Linked DNA regions of Mus musculus: region 2 is linked to region 1. A link is a contact called in ENCODE Hi-C or POLR2A ChIA-PET data. All regions are on one chromosome and are shown on one strand. The core of a region is the stretch at or near the end of the contact, and the rest is flanking DNA. Distances in the headings are between cores, read along the strand shown.

The links. A loop is a pair of places that touch in the nucleus more often than their neighbours do. ChIA-PET counts read pairs that join two places held with the same protein, here RNA polymerase II (POLR2A).
Region 2: a map of T-helper 17 cell shows a loop between it and region 1 (10-fold over the local background). The contact joins the promoter of 4930557F10Rik here to the promoter of H4c2 in region 1. A Hi-C loop is called at or near these places in 1 of 37 maps with a recorded cell type or tissue (T-helper 17 cell). POLR2A ChIA-PET finds 5 or more read pairs at or near these places in 2 of 5 experiments (both embryonic stem cell).

What each region holds. Positions count from the first base shown.
Region 1 is chr13:23,753,985-23,760,373 of GRCm38, reverse strand. It overlaps H4c2 (H4 clustered histone 2), which reads right to left and starts at 3,437. Exons shown (of 1, transcript NM_178193.2): 1 at 2,988-3,437. The coding sequence starts at 3,353. The coding sequence ends at 3,042.
Region 2 is chr13:23,308,478-23,315,124 of GRCm38, reverse strand. It overlaps 4930557F10Rik (RIKEN cDNA 4930557F10 gene), which reads left to right and starts at 1,718. Exons shown (of 2, transcript NR_126444.1): 1 at 1,718-2,136. It overlaps 4930586N03Rik (RIKEN cDNA 4930586N03 gene), which reads right to left and starts at 1,600. Exons shown (of 4, transcript NR_131052.1): 1 at 1,100-1,600; 2 at 810-946. n-TIaat9 (a tRNA gene) reads left to right here and starts at 6,000; the gene lies at 6,000-6,073.

The DNA of each region.
Region 1 (6,389 bases), core at 2,188-4,687:
TCATGTCTTAACATGGTGATTACACAACTAAGATAAATGGCATTGTATTTGAGAACTCTAATGCCGTGTAAGTATAGTAGCTTCCATTTCATGACCCCCTTTACAGCTTCACCCCGTGGCCAAGGTTGGTAAAGGCAGGGGTGTTCTTGGAATAGCTTCCTGTAGTCTGATTTTTGTTAATGTGATTGGCCAGTGTAGGCAGATTGAGGAAAGCTGCTACAATTTTGGGGTGAAGCAGTGACAGTTTGAGAGCACAGGTGAAGGGGATGTGAGCTCACTTTGTGACTGAAAATAGGAAAATAACTTTTCCTGCAATGAATGGCCTAGACAACTTGATCCTTCACCCAAGTTCTAGCATTACTGTTTACCACCACACCCAGCTTGCTGGCACTTTTTTGCCTTCCTCCTCCATCTTCATCTTCTTGTGGTTTTGTTGTCTATGTATTTTTTCTTTCGATTGTCTTTATTTTAGTCATCATTTAAAAAGGAGAGTTTTGAACCTCATCCTGTCGCTATTAGCTAGGTCTAAGTATCTCTCCTTGATTTGGGAATTCCTGTTTTCCAACCGTGAATTTCTGGTAGAAAAATGAACTATTCAGCATAGCTTCATCTTAAACTAATGCATATAATTCATGGATAATACATCCTGGAAAGTTTCAGGAGGAGAGCAGACAGAAGAACAAGAAAATGTGATCTCTCTTGATGGTGATTGATCATTTTATCCCTCCTCTAAATTCCTTTGGGAGGTATTTCTTTGCTATTAGGTAATGTGCCAGCCGCTCCCTGAGGCCAGCAGAAAACAATGGATTCTCATGAGCAGTAAATGTCATGTAGATGCAGATCTTGGATCGCAGTAATCACGTGGGCCTTTAAGGTGGCTTGGCCTTTTTCCAAAATATTCCTAACATATATATCTCCTTGGTGGACCTCTACTGTGGATAGGAACCTCTCACTTTTCCTTACATTACCAATTGTCATTCCTAATTGAGGAATTAATTATGGCAGCACCATAGTGTGGCTTTTGCCTGGGGATGTGCATAAAATGATTCATGATGTATATTCACTTTAAAAACCCTTCATATAGGTCATGAATTTAAGATGAGACTGGGCTACATAGTAAGTTCCAGGCTAACATGATTTATATACCAAGACAAAAGAACTCAGTGACATGATTTATCTGATAAAGTTGCTGCCAAGCTTGAAGACCTGAATTTAAGCTCTTGGAGCTAGAAGGAGAGACTCAATTTTCCTAAGTTATCCTCTGATACCCACACGTATGCTTTCGTATGTGTACACTAACACACACACAAGATCACAAAATAATTTTTTAAATGTAAAATTTAAAAGATAAAAGAAGAGTGAACAGATGGTTCGGTGGTTAAGAGCACTGGCTGCTCTTCCAGAGGACCTACATTTGATTCCTAGCACCCGCACCCGCACCCGCACCCACATGGTGTCTCAAAATCTCTTGTAACTGCAGTCCCAGGAGTCCCAGTTCCCACTGCTGGTCTCTGAGTACCAATCATAAAAGAGGCACAGAAATACATGTAGGCAAACCATCTAAAACAATAATATTAAAAAAAGTCAAGTATAACTAGTAAAATGTCATGGAACACTCCCAAAGCAAACTACAGTACTTGGAAGAATCTGAATTTGTGTTCCTAGGCCATGAGCATTCATATTTAGCTCTCAAGTAAAACATCTCTTAATTCTATTTGAAATGAGAACTGTGTTTTTTAAGGCAGCACTATTTATTGTGACTAGTATGGTAACTCAGAATTACTTGAGCAAAATTCTAATTCTGCTGGGATGTTGAGTGGCAAGAAGCAGACACTGTTATAGATTTTGACACTGCAGCAAGATGGTTGGTTCTAGCATCTCAAGCAGGCCATGGAGTTATATTTGAACATAAACTATTTTACAGTACCTATGCGTTATAGCAGGAAGAAAAGTGTTTTAACAAAGAGGCTACAGAAAAGAGAGTTAATCACAAATGCCTGAATAGTTCTACCCTGTGCTATTAACAACAATTGTGTATTTTTTTTAGTGTTCCATTGTTAACAAGATGCAGTTCTAGGGCTGATGAAAGGGTCCAAGAACTAAGAGTATATAACACATACTGGCATATACTATCATTTCTGAGTCTCTGAATGGCACAGAACATATGCTGACTTCTGCATCCATTTCTGGAGTACTGGGATGACAGCTGTTGGTCAGTGTGTAGTGTGTTGGCTAAAACTTCGTTTTGGATGTAAATCAGTTTGTTTCTTCACGCTACAAATGTTACACTACATTGTGTTTTATGCCATTAATCTCATTTAGTTTCACTATTTAGTCGACTGTCAAAATTCATGGGAACAGAATTAAAGACCCATACCACTATATGAAAATGTTGAAGCCCTGTACATGGTGTCAGTGGTATATACAAAATAACCTGTATTACACATCCTTACATTTTATATTATCCTGGCATTACCTGTAGTAATTAATACGATGTAGATTTTATGTCAATATTTGTTTTAATGAACTGTTTGAAAGGGCTGGTCAAGAAAACATCATGTGTATCAAAGCTTCACTCTTTACTCAATTGTTTTTACCTCCAGGACCCGATGAGCCTGTTTCTTTAGTAAATTCTCATCTGGATGGTTACCTTTGTTCACCTACCCAAGGTTATTTTCAGGCGGTGGTAATGAGTCGTTGAACCTAGAGGTTCTAACACCTTTCCCCAAAATTCCAGGTTTTCAAGACTGTTTAACCGTCCTTGAACCAATCCTGAGAAAAGAGCCTTGAAGTGTCCTACTTTTAACAATTTGTACAAGGTGAGGCTGTACTTTGTGCACAAATTCAGCCTGGAGGGGTGGGGGTGGGGAATCTCAACTATGCTGACTATCCACAGCCTGAGTTAAAGCTGAAGCTATTAGTGAGGGCCGCTGCCAGTGTGGGGGAAGGGTGAGGGAGCAAAATGCACAGCTTTTTAAGGAATTCAGTGAGTGGTCCTGAAAAGGACCTTTTGTAACAGTTAAGAAAATCGCTTTAGTCCCTTAACCCCCGAATCCGTAGAGGGTGCGGCCCTGGCGCTTGAGCGCGTAGACCACGTCCATGGCGGTGACGGTCTTGCGCTTGGCGTGCTCCGTGTAGGTGACGGCGTCGCGGATCACGTTCTCCAGGAACACCTTCAGCACACCGCGGGTCTCCTCGTAGATGAGGCCGGAGATGCGCTTCACTCCCCCGCGCCGGGCCAGGCGGCGGATGGCGGGCTTGGTGATGCCCTGGATGTTGTCGCGCAGCACTTTGCGATGGCGCTTAGCGCCACCTTTGCCCAGGCCTTTTCCTCCCTTGCCGCGACCAGACATAGTTAAATTCTTACAAGCTTTCAGTAGGAAGCTGGTGAACTAAGAATTCGCTGTGTTATTATAGGCTCTTATCGGACCTGGTTGAGAACTTCAAGTGGGCGGGGACCAAAGGCTTCTTTTGCTCAGCCCATTTCAGGGCGGTGACTCTGGAGTACTGTATAGGGCACATGCAGACATGGAGTCTCTCAGGTTTCCCCAGATTTGAGTATACTGCTTTTATTATATGTTATATTGTTCTATAAGGATTTTAGCAAGGAGTTACATTTTTATGGACCAGTACCTGGAGGATTAAAACAAATACCCCTGTAAAGTATTTAGGTTTAAAACATCTTTTTAAAAAATTCAACAGGTGCCAAAAGACCATGTGATTATTGTTTCTTAAAACCTAAAAATTCAAATGTGAAAGATACTTTTAAAAATAAATTACAAGAGAATTTTTTTAATAGAAATTGAAATAGAATCGGTATAAGTAGAATTTATTAAAATTCTACTTGTCAACATAGGTCAAGCCCCTTTGCCTAGTCATATAGATGCACTTGGCTATTCCCTGTCTGGAATCCATTCATTGCTGGTTTGGATTGCTATATTTTTTATTAGAGCGGGAAAACTGCATGATGCTTGTATTCTATTTTGCCACCCCTACACAGTGTATGCTCTCGTTCAAAGTAATGAATTCAGAGATATTGGAACTGGTCATTTTCCTGTTCCCCCTTTATACTTATAAAACTTGTCTGATAATGGTGCCCACAGTTTGTTTGCTTGGGTACTACATTAGAAGAGATTGTTTCAAAGAAGTACTACATAAATATTTTTACCTGTTACTATTTGTGCTGGATAGTTTTATTCCAACTTGACACAAACTAGAGCCATCATACAGGAGGAACCTCATTTGAAAAAATTCCTCCATAAAATGAATCTGTAGACAAATCAGTAGAGGATTTCTTAATTAGTGCCTTATGAGGGAAGGGTCCTGCACATTGTAGGTGGTGCGGTTCCTGGGCTGGTGGGCCTGTGTTCTACAGGAAAACAGGCTGGGGGGAGGGTCAACATAGAGCAAGTCTGTAAGCAGCACCTTTCCATGGCCTTTGCAACCAGCTCCTGCCTCCAGGTTCCTTCCCTGATTGATTTCCTATTCCTCACCTCCTTCAGTGATGAACAGTGATGCAGAACTGTAAGCCTAATAAACCCTTTCCTGCCTGAGTTGCTTTTGATAGTAGTGTTTTATCACAGCAATAGAAACCCCAAATAAACACTATTTTAATACTCTTCCTAGAAGTATTTCCTTATCAGGTTATTATTTCCAACACACTATCAGTATCACCAAATGTGTATAAGGATTACATTTTATTACAGCATGTAATGAAGTATAGTGACAGATCTTGTTTTGTATTTCATGGGTGAAGATTTAAGAACTGTTGGTCCATTTCCCAAGGTGAATTAACAATCACAATGCAGCCATGCTACAGCTCAGTTTATGAATTTCCATTCACTTATTTTGCATATGTTTAATTTTACTAAGACACTCTGAATACTCGGAAGTTGCCTCTCCCAGTCAACACTGTAAGGCCCACTGCTAACTTCTGTCTTTCTGTGCTCTTTTTCTTTCCATTTTCTATTTCTAGTCCATCTTCTCCTTCTTCCTCCTCCTCCTCCCCCCACTTCTTTTCCTCCTCCTCCCACTTCTCTTCCCCTTCTTCCTTTTTCCCTGAAAGATCCTTGCTATGTAACCCTAGATGGAAGTTGCAATTCTCTGGCCTCAGTCTCCTCAGCTAAGTAGCAGGTTTGTGCCACTGTGTATGATTTTTATTGTTAAAACTTGTAATCTAAACAGCAGATCTTAAAACTTGACTTCCAAGTTGTCTTTAAGAGCCTTGAACTTTCATACAAATATCCATAACAAAACTGTTTTCTTCAAGAGTACTAGCTGTAAACATTATCATGTGCCTGATATCATTCTGTGTGCAGTTCCTGGAGGATAGAAATCATGTTTACTATAGATCTCAAATGCATACTATCTGTTTAATTACATATATATAGCAAGGTAAAACTTCACAGTTAGACCCTCCACCTGGGCTTTAGGATGGATTTGGCAAAAACATATTTTTTTTTATATAACTTACAAGTTATATAATACAAAGCTATAAGTTACCATAAAGAAAGACCCAATTTTTTAAAAAAGTGTTTTTATTCCAAGTGGAGTGCAGAGAGGAAGGTATAGTAGAACACTAAAGGAAGATCAATATTATTTTAGCAAAATTTGAAAATCAGTTTATTTGTGTTTTGTTTTTGTTTTTCCTGCTCTATAGAGAGAATAGGGGGATATTAGACCATACTACTTCCTAAGAACAAAAACAACAACAAATCCTTAAAAGATTTTTAAGTACATGGTGATAATTTATAAACTGAGCAGAGTCTATGCAATTAAGTGATGCTAAGTAAGATGTAATTTCAGAAGCTTGTTTGAGTTATTTAAAATTTTTATTAAAAAACAATATATAGCTCAGAAAAATTGAAACTATGCATTGGAATATATTCTAATGATAATCATAAAAGATAGATGGTGTAGATTCCAATTTCAAATGGAAAAAAAGATTCATCTGAGATGGCCTAGTAGGCACTTATGATAGAATCTGAGCCTGTGCAAGCTTCCCACACAGTGACTACTATCTGCTGCTGCAGACTATCCACTACTGAGGTCTCTCAAAGAAGATGCACGATTTTATTATTTATTAAGATATTATTATATTTGTTATATTATGAAATTCTATTAAATCTTCAAATAAATGACTGAATGTAGAATCCAGGTTTTAAATGCATGCTTCTAGTAAGGACAATGAGGCAAGAAGAGCCAGACCCTTGAAGACTGCTCATCTGATTCTTACAGAAAAATAGCAAGTTTGCTGCCTTTCAGCAAACTGTACCTAAAACACTACTTTGTTACAGAGGAGAGTAATATATATATAATTTATTCATAACAGCTAAGCAGGGGACATGAATGCCAGCACAGCAAAAACCAAATGTTTAGATATTGGGCAT
Region 2 (6,647 bases), core at 469-2,968, 440 kb after region 1:
TATAAGGTGGAAAATAGCTTGGAAATTGAGTCAAGAGGTGCCATTGATGAAGTATGCCTGTGACAACCTTTGTTTTATTTATATTCACAAACTCTGCTCAGGGAGCTTAGGAAAAGTATTCTTTCAGATTGCCTGAGTGTGGGTCAGGTATTCAGAAGGAAGACGAGCAGGAAATCATCTGGGAAGAGGGTGGGTAAGAGAGCCAGACTTGTAACTCTGCTCATCAGATAAACTCTCACTTAGGAAAATGCAAGCCATTCTTTAGATCCAAGTTTGATCTTTAAAATTTAAACAGAAGGAAAAAAGAAGAGCTGGTGTGGTGGGCTGTGTTTGTAGTCCTGACTGTAGACAGGCAGAGCCAGGACGGTGCCTGGGGTTCCTTGGACTAGTCTAGCCTAGTCAGCATGTTACAGGCCAAAGGAATACTGTCCCCAAACAAAAATCAAAACACCCAATGGTGGCTTAAGAAGGACATGTTGTTCCCTGGTCTTTACACAGGAGCAGACATGTACACATGTGTATATATAAACTGTTTATTTTAATTTTTTTTTTTTGAGACAGGGTTTCTTTTTATAGCCCTGGCTGTCCTGAAGTCCCCTCTGTAGACCAGGCTGACCTCAAACTCACAGAAATTTGCTTGCTTCTTCCTACCAAGTGCTGGGATTAACAGCATGTACCACCTCCACCCAGCTTTTATTTATATTTTAATATAAAAGATATGTATGTATGTATGTATGTATGTATGTATGTATGTATGACTTTTATTTGCTTTTTTAACCAGCAAATATACCCTACTTGAAGATACTTACCAGAGGACAATGCCCATGGAAGTCTAGGGCTATAACAGGAGTCCAGACCTTAGTAGGCCCCCAGTCCTTAGCACAACAGACTCCATGGTGGAAGTACCATTCAGGACAAAAACTCAACATGTAGACAGCACTGCCTGCTAAAACAAAAACAAAGACCTAGTCAATCAAAGTCCATACTTCTGGAAAAGGCTCTAAAACTTTGCCCTTGGCTTTTGTAGTTCTGCTTCTGGCTGTTTGTGTTAACTGAAGTACGTCAACCCATGGCATGGTTTTTGTGCTTAAAGGCTCACCATGTGAAAGGTTCGGTGCTACATTTGGATCCTGAAATTCAGCGTGGTCACTGCCGGCTAATGAAGACTTGGCTGAAATTCATATCCAAGAAGTCTTCTGTGGTGAATACTCCACGACACAGATTGGAGAGTTCCGGAAGGACATAAAGAGCAGGATGCCGGCACTCATCTCTTCCCTCTCATTCTAGGTCAGTGAATGAGATTTCCATTTCCCCATATCACCCAAAGAGTTAACTACCCTGCTGAAATATAATCAAGCTCGCTGTGCCCAAGTCCGCTGTGCACACTCGGCAGAGGCTCACTAGTTTGGATAATCCAGTCGGAGACGCAATTCATGGGGCATATAGGACGAGGATTTCCGAGGTTAACTTCAGAGAAGGTTTTGTAAGGTCCTCTTCAGCTGCGCGCTCACGGGTTTTCTAACCTTGGACGGTTACTGAATCAATATCCCTGACAGTGTGAAATGACCCGGCAGAGCTTGTGGACCGGCTGTCGGAGACAGCTTGGCTGTAAAAGCAGTTTTGAGTTTAGTGTGGTGCGGTGGCTTGTGACGTTTCTAGGAGCTGTGCGTGACGTTTCACGCGTCGCGCCTTTTTCGAATCCTCCTTTGTTCGGTCTACTTGGTGGTTGTCACCACAGCAAGACCACCCGTTAGGGGACTGGAGCTCAGAGGGTCCCTGGAGAACAGGACCAACGGTGTCTTTTCATCAAAGAACGGCAGAACAGCGTCTTTTCACCAAAGAACAAACGACTGGGAGGTGGAGGCAGATGCTCTGCGTTGGTCTCAGTTACAGACTCGGAAGTTGAGGGCGACTTCGGAGTCACAGATTTGGTTGTCACCAAAGTTCCTTGTCTCAGCGACGAGGGGCTGCCTTAGACGTCAGGATGAGGAGACTTCAAGCTGGCTCATTCTATCCTGGTAGAAGGGAAATCCAGGCATCGGGTCCTGCAGTGGTCAGCGCTGGCTCCGTCCGACTCCGTGCGAATCGCCTTGGGTTTGTCCCTTTTGTCGCCGAGGCTCTGGAGATGCTCAGACCGTAAGTGCCAGACGTAAGTATTTCTTGGGTGACCTGAAAATACTCATTTCAGAATCTCAAGTTTTTTATTCCTTCGCTACTTCATTAAAGGAGGACGGAATGAGCGTTGGACAACCCCACTGTGTTACCCAAATGTTTTTGGCGGGAGGATTCCGAAATTCAGTAAAAATAGGAAAGGTTATCAAATTGTCACTTAGAGGCAACGAGGAGAACTGTGCAACAGGCGAACTCCGTCGTGGCTAGAGAGCGTCTTGTCTCTATGACTACTGAGCCAGTAGACTGTGCTGTGACCAGTATCTCTGGGTTCCACAAACTGGTCAGGAATCATTGCAACGAGATATTTGTTACTCTCTTACAGAATTTTCTTTCTGCTCAGAGAAACTTTCTAGTTAGAACAACGCGTGGTTCATAAAATTTTCCAGCTTCAAGAAATCTTGAAAATAGAAGTAAAGAAAGGCAAGAAAAATGAAAATTCTTTTAAAAAAAGATTTATGTATTTATTTTACATATATGAGTACATTGTAGCTGTCTTCAGACACACCCGAAAAGGGCGTCAGATTCCATTACAGATGGTTGAGATGATGTGGTTGCTGGGAACTGAACTCAGGGCCTCTGGAAGAGCAGTTGGTGCTCTTAAAAACTGAGCCATCTCTCCAGCCCAAAATGAGCATTCTTATTTATTTATTTATTTATTTATTAGATATTTTCTTTATATCATTTCAAATGCTATCCTGAAAGTTCCCTATACCCTCCCTCCGCCCTGCTCCCCTATCCACCTACTCCTGCTTCTTGGCCCTGGCATTCCTTTGTACTGGGGCATATAAAGTTTGCAATACCAAGGGGCCTCTCTTCCCATTGATGGCCGACTAGGCCATCTTCTGCTACATATGCAGCTAGAGATACAAGCTCTGTGGGTACTGGTTAGTTCATATTGTTGTTCCACCTATAGGGTTGCAGACCCCTTCAGCTCCTTGGGTGCTTTCTCTAGCTTCTTTATTGGAGGCCCTGTGTTCCATCTTATAGATGACTGTGAGCATCCACTTCTGTATTTGCCAGGCACTGGCATAGCCTCATACGAGACAGCTATAACAGGGTCCCTTCAGCAAAATCTTTTTGGGAAAAAAAAATCAACTGACAAGTACATGTTGTATATCTATAGGGCTAGATAGAAAGCTGTCCTTCAGTTGGTCGGTAAGTTCAGTTGGTTAGAGGGTGGTGCTAATAATGCCAAGGTCTCGGGATATGATCCCTGCCAGTACGGGCCATATGTGATTTGCTTTTAATCTGCTACAAACCCCAAACAGAACTATGTAAATTTGCTGTACAACAAAAACCAGTTTACTTCTCAGGGGCATTTAATGAAGGAGGCACCCATTTCGTATACGGAACAGCATCAAGAATGATGCTTACATTCTTACCCTCAAGTCCAGTCTTAGAACAGTGCTGAGGTCTGCAGCTTTCCCCAGGTAACTTAAAACCTGGGAGAGTGTAGCTTCAGAAAAGGGTGAACAGGGTCAGTGTCTGAAGAACCATTATCTAAGAAAGAAACGTCGCTAGTGGGAGGGCATTTTCCTTAAAGTGACTGATGGGTACAGACATTAGCAGGTGGCTTCCATGAAACTTTATGTGACAGGTAGGGGTGGGGTGACAACCGGACCCTAGTTTATGAATCTATCTGCTAAGAATAGGACAGAATGGTTGTATGGACTCCTGGAATTAAGAGAGCATGTCTCCTTTTATGAGTCACATCCCACAGTTGAGAGGAGTCGAGTCAATTGCTTGAGATGGGATGGGGAAAGACACAGATGGTAAGGGCAGGGGCAGGGACCTGCAGAAGCTCCTGAAGGCAGCCAGCCCTTAGGAACCCAAGAGCCTCTGCAGCACTCTGGTGGGCTCTATATAAGTGAGCTAAGTCACATAGCTGGTGATTAACCCAGAGTCTCATGAAGTTTCTTTGAACAGAGACAGATGTTATAATTGTACAACTATGTTGTAGTGATGGCTAAGAGCACACACTTTTCATTAAGAGGAACACAGTCGGTTCCCAGCGCCCAATCAGGCAGCTCAGAAACACCTGTGACTCTAGCTCCAAGGAATGGGATGTTCTCTTCTGGCCTCCTTAGGCATTTGTATTCATGTGCATGAACACACACATAACATACTTTTAAAATTTTAAGCCCAAGATAAAAAGGTATAAATATATTTTCACTATATTGTATACATGTGTGCACATTTAGGAGGATAGCCGGTCCCTATTGGTGGTTTAGGTTTCTTATTTTTGTTTTTGTTTTGGGATATTAGTATCTCTTTGGCCTGTGACTTTCTGAATAGCCCCCATCTGTGCCTCTCAAGAGTAAGGATTACAAGCACAGCCCAGCATACTTTGTATTTTTTAAAAATTATTTTATTTTTAATTCTGGGGATCAAACTCTCCTTCTCTTGAAGAAATTAACTATCCTGCTAAACTGTCATAATTAAGCTCACTTTCCTTGAGAGCTGCACTTTGGCAGAGGCTCAGTAGTTTAGATAATCGAGTCTGATACGCAATTCAAGGGGCTTGTGAGACAAGGATTTCCTGAGAAAACCTCCCTTGAACACACACAGGTTTTCTAACCTTGGTGAATTACTGGATCAATAGCGGGGACAGGGAATTGGTGAAATCAAAACCCCAGCAGAGCTCTTGGACTGGCAGTCGGGGAACCTAGGGTCTTGATAGCCTGGCGGTAAAAGCAGTTTTAGTGCAGAGGCTTGTGACGTTTCAAGGAGCGGTGTCACGCCCCACGCATCGCGCTTTTAAAGATCCTCCTTTGTTCGTGTCTACTTTTGTGGTTGTTGCCACAGTAAGATCACCAGTTAGGGGACTGGAGCTCTGAGGGTCCCTGGAGAAAAGAACCAAAAGTGCCTTTTCACCAAAAGATCCCTGAAGAACAAACGACTATACAGGTAGGCTGATGTGCTACCTTGGCCTCTTCAGTTACAGACTTGGAAATTACAGGAAACTTCGGAGTCACAGATATTCGTTGTCACCAAGATTGGGCGACCCGAAAATATTCACTTCAGAATCCCAAGTTCCCAACTCCTTCGCGACTTCACTAAAGAAAGACCGAATGACTCGAAGGGCATCCCTGTCGCCTCTTCCGGTTTCCACTGAGGCAGATAAAAAACGCCACGAAGCCCCGGGATCCCCAAAACTTCTGGAACAGCTACAGTTTAAGCTGAGAGGAGCTTGGCATCACTGAGACCCAGGACAGGCGTGGATGAGCCGAGAGGACTCGTCCTTGAGACGTACTAGGGCGCGCTGGTCCTCCACTCTTTTCAACACGCAGTGACTCCACGGACCGCGATAGTGTTCGGAGAGACCACCTCCCCCTGGCCCGGAGCAACGCAGATCTTCTGGGAACAAATACCCTGCCTCTCCTGAGCCACTAGTCTAGAATCCCCGCCACTACCTAGCAGTCCAGTAGAGAGACTTGATCTGGAGGCGGCCTGCCACCCTCCGCGTTATCTAAATGGTTTTGGCGAATGTATTCTGAAATTGATTAAAATTGGCAAGACTTCAAATAGTCACTTGTGGGTAAGAGGGAGAAGTGGGTGGCAGAACTCCGTCGCGGCCAGAGGACTGCTAGCAGTTTGTGCGTCGACCCAGACCGAGTTGATGAATGAGTGAGTGCAAGGAGACATTTGTTGCTCTCGTACGGATTTTTTTTTTCTGCTGCTAAAAACTTTCTGCTTCGAATAAGGTGGTTTGTAAGTTTTTACATCTTTAAAAAAAATCTTAAAATTTCGAAAAACAAGACGAAACTCTTAGTTGTCAACGTTGTCATCAAATATCTGTAGAGGTCGTAGAAGCAACTCTCATGTCTGGCCGGTTAGCTCAGTTGGTTAGAGCGTGGTGCTAATAACGCCAAGGTCGCGGGTTCGATCCCCGTACGGGCCACACATATTTTAGCTACTATGCTTTGCCTTCAAAATAAAAGATGAAGCGAATGTGGCATAGATCTACTCTGTATAGCTGTGTAAGGCATACCAACCTTGACTGTGTTTCCTTTTGATTGCTCTGTGCTGTCTAGCTGCATTCTTATTTTGTGGTTTAGTGTCCTGAAAGCACAATTCATAGTTCGTTGAGAACCACAAGGAATCAATCTGGAAGCAGTGGGAAACAGCAGTGAGTACCTGGGTCTTTCTCCTTGCCACGTTTCCACAGTGTGCCTCCTCTCCAGTCACACTCACTTCACACAGACTTCCTGCAAAGCTGTGTGCATTAGAAGGCTGGGTAATGCTACCAGGAAACCCCAGTCCTGGCCTCTGCCTGTGCCTTCATTTCTGTTTTCTGCCTTCTGTTAATCTAGAGACACTGAACGGAGGAATGTCGGGTTCAGAACCCCAAGTCCTTCATTAATGTCCAGCTGCTTAGTGGGGTCCAAAGGATCTTCCAGCCGAGATCTTTCCGAACAGTTTTCTGAACCTGAGTTTTGTGCCTCCCAGCATTCCCAGGGAGCCTAGCAGAGGTC